2 separate regions of the Homo sapiens genome follow, and region 1 is linked to region 2. A link is a contact called in ENCODE Hi-C data. All regions are on one chromosome and are shown on one strand. Each heading gives the region's core, a stretch centred on a gene start or an enhancer-like site at or near the end of the contact. The rest is flanking DNA. Distances are from core to core; before and after follow the strand shown. Region 1 overlaps THADA (THADA armadillo repeat containing). Region 2 has its middle 3.2 kb from the start of HAAO.

What was found. Hi-C counts contacts between places; a loop is a spot of excess contacts on that map. Pooled maps may share reads with other maps.
Region 1: a loop to region 2 is called in a pooled map, with 7 times the contacts of the local background. The contact joins two enhancer-like sites. A Hi-C loop is called at or near these places in 2 of 50 pooled maps.

Annotation. Positions count from the first base shown.
Region 1 is chr2:43,481,180-43,485,030 of GRCh38, forward strand. The region is part of intron 26 of THADA (THADA armadillo repeat containing); the gene reads right to left. Among named protein-coding and RNA genes, the nearest start is that of THADA, 110 kb to the right of the region's middle. Within about 2 kb of position 1,957, at least 11 of the 41 ENCODE cell types and tissues checked have a DNase peak (open chromatin) inside an H3K27ac peak, as active enhancers do.
Region 2 is chr2:42,793,834-42,797,652 of GRCh38, forward strand. It overlaps the pseudogene FTOP1. Among named protein-coding and RNA genes, the nearest start is that of HAAO, 3.2 kb to the left of the region's middle. RefSeq lists enhancers at 1,695-1,744, 2,259-2,628. Within about 2 kb of position 2,203, at least 8 of the 41 ENCODE cell types and tissues checked have a DNase peak (open chromatin) inside an H3K27ac peak, as active enhancers do.

The DNA.
Region 1 (3,851 bases), core at 707-3,206, 690 kb after region 2:
GATCCTTCCAGACCTACACCACTAAAATGCTAAGAAAAATAACTAAAATAATTCTCTATCACTTATACCCTGGAAAATAAAATAAATACAATTTAACATCTCCCAACATAGTCACTAGAAACAATTTTACTTGGATCATCCCATGATTTTAGAAACACATTTTCTTCTTAAATTGTACTAAATTATCCTAAGCTATTAATTTGAATATGAGCTCTCTTTAATAAGACAGAATAGAGATTGTACTTAACACAGTAAACAAAACTATTATTTTGTTCCTCTTTCAATCTACCTGTTTCCATGTACCCCAAATCTACTCATTTCCCAATGCCTTGTAAAAAATACTACTTCCCCCCAACATATACTCCACTCAATTCTACCATTTATAAATTTCTAATGTGTTCATCACTCACATCACATTGTACAGGTGATTTTTATATGGTGTCTCCTATTTGTATCTGACTCACATGTAACAATTTTTGTCTTCCTAACTGAACTGTAAACTCCTTGAGTAAGATCCAAGTTTTATATTCTTCATGTACTCCCCTATTATGTTAATACTGAGTTCATGATAAGTGCTTTCAAATTCTCATTGGCTCACTGATTTAAGGTGGAGAGTGTGCAAAAGCTAGACAATGCTATACATTAAGAACCTGCATGAAGCTTTGGCAAAGCACACTCCAAGAAGTCAAAAATAAACCTTTTCTGATTGCTACATATTGACATGTATCATTTAGCTGGGACTCACAGCTGAAAGTTAATACACACAGGGGCTAAAAGGAAAGACCTAGAGCTAAGCGCCATATTAGTTTAGCTCCTGTCCTGTAAGAAATGAGGAGCTATGAAGCTGAGCTCACTCACATGGAGATGGAGGCTATTTTAGAAAACATGCATATTGCACAGGTTGCAGAGCTTTGCTGGTTCTGATTTTACATAAAATCAGTTCTTCATTCTGTCAGGCCAAGTCAGTCACGCAGCAATAAACAGAAAGGAAAAGAGCTTTAAAAGTTAAAATGTAATAATATTACTTTAAAAGCACAAGTGAAACTTCTGTTTTCTCATTCTTTAAAACCCAAAAAACACATCTAAAATAAGACTAATGGGTGCAAAAATTCAGTCATTACAGGTACCCTCTACACACTTACAAAGGATCCTCTGCTCCTTTCTTTATATATGAAACAGGAACTTCTTGTCTGTACTATGCGACAGGGACTGTTCTACGGCACTGGGAATACATCATTTTACCAAACTTACAATTCCAGTAACATTATGTAAAGCCTTACTTTAGTATTTTAAAAAAAGAAAAGACCTCAGGAATATTCCAAACCTTATTTTACAGAGAAGAAAACCAAAGCCCAGAGAGGTTGGCTATTTTGTCTCAGTTGATTATAGTGGTTATATTGTAACAAACGCAGGAGTAGAAACCAGATTTCTTATTTCTCCTCTAGTAACAAAATTTACTTATTCATTAGGCAATTATTCCTATATGCCTTCTATATGCCAGATACTATGCTAGACTCTAGGTACCCAAGAATGGTTAAGATACTGACCTTGTCCTCAAAAAGCACGGTCTTAAGAGCAAGACAATCAGATGAGTACAATCACAGAAGTGGTAACAGAAAGAAAAACCAAACTATATCTCTAATTGCCTAGGACTTCCAATATGTTAAAGAAAATGAACTTCTAATAGTTTGTTTTATCCTCACAATAGCCCTAGGAGTAGACAGCACAGATCTTATTATTCCTGGTATATAGATGGAGAAACTGAAGTGCAAAGTGGATAAGGGGGCCTATTAAGGTCATCTCCAGTGGCAGCAAAATGCCTAGAAACCAGGTTTGTTTACTCCAAGTCAGACCTTTATTTCCCATTAGATGGAAAAAGCAGATGTTCTTTTTATGTCCAGTTCCCTCTGACCAAGAACACACATTTCCAAATTGCGAGCAGGACAATCTGTGGTTGTGAAAGGAAACAACTGACTTGTGAGGTGTGTCACCGGCTGAGGTTAGTTATCCGGTGGATAAGTAACCAACCAAGATATCATTATTACTAGCCTTCTTAAAGTGCCCATTACGTACCCAGAACAGATGAAAAAGGTCCTTCCTTCAGAAAGTTAATATTGGAAGGAACAGGCATATAAACATTTAAACAAAAAGTGACATAATTAAACAAACTAAAACTAAAAGAACCATCACAAGCAACTGCAAATTTAAGACACTAAAGGTTTTGCAAAGCAAACCTAATGGGAGCTGCCAAGAAATATATCTTCATGGGTTAAACAGGGAACAGAAGCCTTGTACACATAATGGTCCATACCGATCTTCAGATTACTAAAATTAAAAGCTCTCACATTCTTCACAGTTAAAAACTTCTCATTCCTATTTCCTTTTTTCTAGAAATCTTATATATTTTGTAATCTTTCCTATCCAAGAGGAATAAATTTATAATGGAGGTTTCCATCATTGTAACTTTGGCAAAAAATTAAAATTGTATAGTATCACTGCCCTATTCTTCCTCCCTCAGATACAACCTAAATGAGGTTTTCTCATTTTCTGATCATTTTCTCCTATACATAGTAAAATGTATATATATTTATATATATATTCAAGAATCACTTCATAAAAAACAAAAAAAAATTTTCTTCAAGTTCAGTTTTAAACATTAATTTTACTTGTTTGATGACTTAATATCATATTTCATTTATACCAGTATTTATCAAGGCCTTATAACATGACCCAACTGTTTTAAACTGTAGCACACTGGAGAATTATTAACAAAATAGACAAAGCTAAGGAGAAACAAATATTAGTGATTTCAAGTTAGTGACAGGAAGAATTTCTTTAAGAACAGGCTAAAAAATAAAAATTATAATCATCCCTCCACAAGAGTAATGTTTTATTTATTTAAAAAATACTCAGTTAAAAAAAAAATTAAAAAGCTCTCTGGTATTGCCTGAACATGCTCAAGGGATTTATACTTACAGCCAGTTACCTTCCTTTTAAATATCTGGTGAATGTTACAGGGTGACAAGAAGCAATTTAAATGATAATTCGGAAATACCATAGTAGGTTTCATTAGAATTATCACTAGTACATCACAAAATGATTTCATATTTTTTTAATTCCTAAGATTTAGTTCCATCACACAAAAATGCATTTCAATAAACATTAGCTTAAAACTTAAATATGAAGCATAATGACTTTTTTAGGGAAGAAGGGAATAGGGCTTTGAATATAACTCTAGATCCTCAAGAGAAAGACCACTGGGCCAAACTGGATCCTAAATAAAGTTAAGGAAGTAATTAAATGTGCAGCAACAGTGACATCTAGTGTTAACAACTGCAAGTCAATTAGATTACCATTAAATCCTCTTAAGTGCTAAAAAACAACTATTCAAAGCTTTTCTTCTTTAAAAACAAACAGATCTTGTGCATTTTTATCTAAAAACTACCCAAAATCAAAATGGTTCCACAGGTTTCTTTTCAGGCATAACAAAAAAGCTGTTTTTTAAAGACAAAAACAAATTAGAGGTTAAACATAAAACTAAAGACCAAAAGTAAAAAGCACTGTTTATTTCTTGTGGTTAACACATATAGGTGCTCCTCTTAGTACAAGAGTTTAATGCAAAGGTAATGTGAGAGATGTTCTAATGAGAGGATCATAAACATTTAAACTTCCACCTATAAAATTAAAGATATTATACAAGCTAGGATAATATATACAAGTAAAGTTAAGACATTTCAGGACTACTTAAAGAAGATGCAATTAAAAAAAAAAAAACAAAAAAAACACTAGCTTTTGCATGGAGAAACAAGCTCTACATTTCACCCCTTGCTACCTTGCTAAATTTTTGTTGC
Region 2 (3,819 bases), core at 953-3,452:
TTCCTCTCTGACGCTCTTTTTTTTTTTTTCATTTTTCTCTCTCCTTTTTTTTAGTTATTTATCTAGCACAGTTTTAGCTGAGCACTTCTAGTGCAAAACTAGAATATCGTTTTGCACCCAAGTAACTCACACCACCTTCTTTATTTTTCTCATCTACAAGTAATCAGAGGAGACGTAAACAATGACACATGAAGCACTGAGGATCTGAGATGTGTTAAGTTTGCTTTGAGTGTTAGTTAAATGGAGGGATGGGTGAGTGGGTGGATGAAGGCATCAATGAATTCACACAAAAAGGAGAAAAAATTGATTTCAGCCCAACAGATGTTCCGTTACCATAGTGCAAAGGAAAGAATGATAGGTACTCTGTATTTTAACTGATGTGATCAAATAATGTGAATAATTAAGGCCACAAGTAGAATTTTGGGGGTCTGAAATATCCCGAGTAACCCTCTACACAAGCTAAATGACTGCTATGTTATCACTATCAAATATGCCCTCTGATTTGTGCTGTGTAGAGCAAATACCACGTCTGGTCTACTGAATTGGCAAGCCTCCTGGCTCAGGCACCACTGGACTCCAATGTTCAGAAAACGGACAGTTGCTATGTTGTGAGTATTCTGGCATTGTTGAGTTGGAACCATCTGGAATCCTTCTGGATACTGACTGTTGGGCCCCTTGTAGTTTCTGGAATTTACCCGCTTCTAGGAGCCACCTCTCTCCTCTGCACACAGGAGCTCATCTGCACTAAAGGATTAGAAGCAAATAGAATCTACCCCACGATCCAAGCTCAAAGGATCTGGCCTGCTTGCTGGTGTCTTCCCCTGGCCTCCGCTGGGTGGTGTTTGCCTGCCCAGGTCACTGAGACCAGCAGATCCTTCTAGGCTTTGCTGAACCTGGCTGGTAATAACTATCTGACCCTTCAATTCTTCCATACACTGAACTCGTTGCTCCAGTGAATCCCTTTCCCAGCCCACCTTGTTTTGTCTCTGCCTTTCTGTCTCTCCCACTTTCTCACCCTTTCATGTAATTCAGCAACTATTTTAAAACAAATAGCTTTATATGAACAAAAGGACTAGATCATGAACTACACTGGTTATTTGGAAGTCTAGGTTCTGGTCCTGCTACCCCTTTAACTTGAGTTATTTACAAGTCTGTTTAAAAGTTTCTAGACATACACTGGTTTGTTTTTTGTTTGGCTATCGTTTTGTTTTTCATTTCTAATTGTATTGCATTGTGGTGAGAGAAGATGGTCCGTGTTGTATTATTTTTGGGTGGGGAGATGTGTTAAGATTTCCTTTGCAGTTTAGCTTATGGTCAATTTTTGTGAATGTGTATACTCTGCTTAGAACGTAGTTCAGAATATTTCTATTAGGTCATGCTATTGTGTTAGTCAAATAGTCTTGATCTTTATTTTTTAAAGTGCTTAATATTTTATTTTCCAAGAGAGATATGTTAAAATCTAACACTGTGATTTTTGGGGTCAATTTTTCCTTTTTTTTTTTTTTTTTTTTTTTGAGACCGGTTCTCACTCTGTGCCTAGGCTGGAGTGCAGTGGTGCGATCTTAGCCTCAATCTCTCCGGGCTCATGTGATCCTCCTGCCTGTCCTCACTGTAGCTGGGACTACAGGCTCACACCACCACGCCTGGCTTTTTGTATTTTTTTTGTAGAGATGGGGTTTCCCCATGTTGTCCAGGCTGGTCTTGAACTCCTGGGCTCACAAAGTGCTGTAATCACAAAGTGCTGGGATTACAGCTGCGAGCCAGTGTGCCCAGCCTCTCCTTATTCTTTAACAGCTTTTGCTTTACATATTCTGAATGTATGTCATTAGACGAAAACATGCTCATGACTATTTTATCTTCTTCTTGTAGTGTTTCTTTTATCTCTAAGAAATATTTCCTCTTAGTTTCTTTTCACCTTGACTTCAACTTTGATATTAATATTCCTACACCCACTTTGTGCTAGTGTTTTCCAGATATGGTAAGTTGATCAAAAAGATGACACAATAACTCCTTCCCTTCCTGAATCCATACGCCTTGTGACTTTGCCTCTGTTCTAATAAGAGGTGAAGTCCATTTCCTTATTCGTTGAATCATGTTTGGCATTGTGACTTGTGAATACAGAAGGCAGCAGAACTAATGCTATGGGACATCTGAGTCTAGTCCTCACCAGGTCTCCCAGCTGCTGATCTCATCACCTGGAACGCTGCTCCCACCATGTGTAGAAGCCTGGGTTAGTGTCCTGGAGGATGAGAGACAATGTGGAGGGTGAGGCTGGCCAACAGCCTGCACCAGCTGTGTAAGACCATCTGAGATGACTGTAGCTGCATGAGTGAACCCAGGGGAGACATGCAGAGACTTGCCCAGCTGTCTTACTTGTTACTTTAAGCCATTCAGTTTTTTCTAAGATAAAAAAGGTTAGTTTATCTAGGCAGAAATAGTATGTAAATAATTATACAAGTAGTACATGGATATGACGAAAACCTTGAAGCTGATGTGCAAAGAGCTGAAATTTGGAAAATACTTAATGAGAGAATGGCCTAAAGAGCTATTCGGTACTCTGAATTCCCCAAAGGCAAGGACCAATATTTATCCACCTCCGATATCTCCTCCGGAACCTTACACAGTACTTGGAACACAGTGGACTCTCTACAAATACCAAATTGGGAATTAACTCTTATTATAAACACTGAGTGTCAGCCCTGGTTCTTCCGGGCTCCAAAACTAACATATGAGTAGATTTCTCCAGGTAGACAAGAGTGAGGTAAACCCCCAAGAATCAGGAACTAGAGCCAAGTAAAGAATAAGCCCCGAGAAGCTTTGAGTAAAAAAGGATACTGTTTGCACATTGCGTATTGGAAAACAAGTAGAAAGTCCAAAAACAAAATAAAAACTTACAGCAGGAAGAAAAAAAAAAAAAGCCCCACAAACTCTACAGCTTAAGTTAGCCTAACCACAGCTGAGATATTTCTTCCGAAAGAACTAAATGACAAGTTGAGAGAAAGGCCCCATTGTCAGGTCAGCTGTTCCTGAGAAGAACTAAATTCAAAACTAGACAAAACTCTCTCACTACTAAAAACGCATATAGACAGGGAAGCATTTTTTCAAGTTATACTAATAAGTTGACTTGGATGCTTTAATAGCTTTCATGAATAATTCTGAAAATTGTTTAGCATATTTGAGGAACTCCACAACTACTTAGAATAAAAAGAAAAGCAACTTTTTAAAATTTAGTAGTATCTCAAAAAAGAAAAACCTAGTTACATGTTCTTGTAAAGAAGTTTCACTATTAATATCAAATGCTCCAGAAGTTTACTTTATAAGACATATTCAAAATATATACCCAATAATCTAAATTTAGATGCTAGAGTAGCAATATAATTTTGGTTCTCCAAAGATTACCAAGCATGAAATAGCAGTCTCCTTGGGGTGTTGCCAAACCAGGTGTCTTTACATCCCATGAGATCTTAACACCAACATGCCAAGTATCAAGATCTCTGCCTTCAAGATGAGAGTCGTCCTCACTTTCCTCTTTGGGGCCTGTCCACCAGATTTTCAGCATGATGCCAGCGCACTGCCATTTTCCGCATGCCAAAATAAGGTTTCTCTTTCAGGTGTGGGATTTTCGGAGGATCCATGAATTCAGCAAAGTTACGTTGTATGCTGCTCTACTCTTTATGTCCAGTTCATCTTCTTGTCCATCACCGGATGACCCCATGCCAGCACTGGGGAAATCTGCAGCCAAACACACTGGCACAGCATCCTCATTAGCTTTCTCTTTGGCAGCAAGTTCTTCCAAAGCCTAGATTATTTCTATCTGCA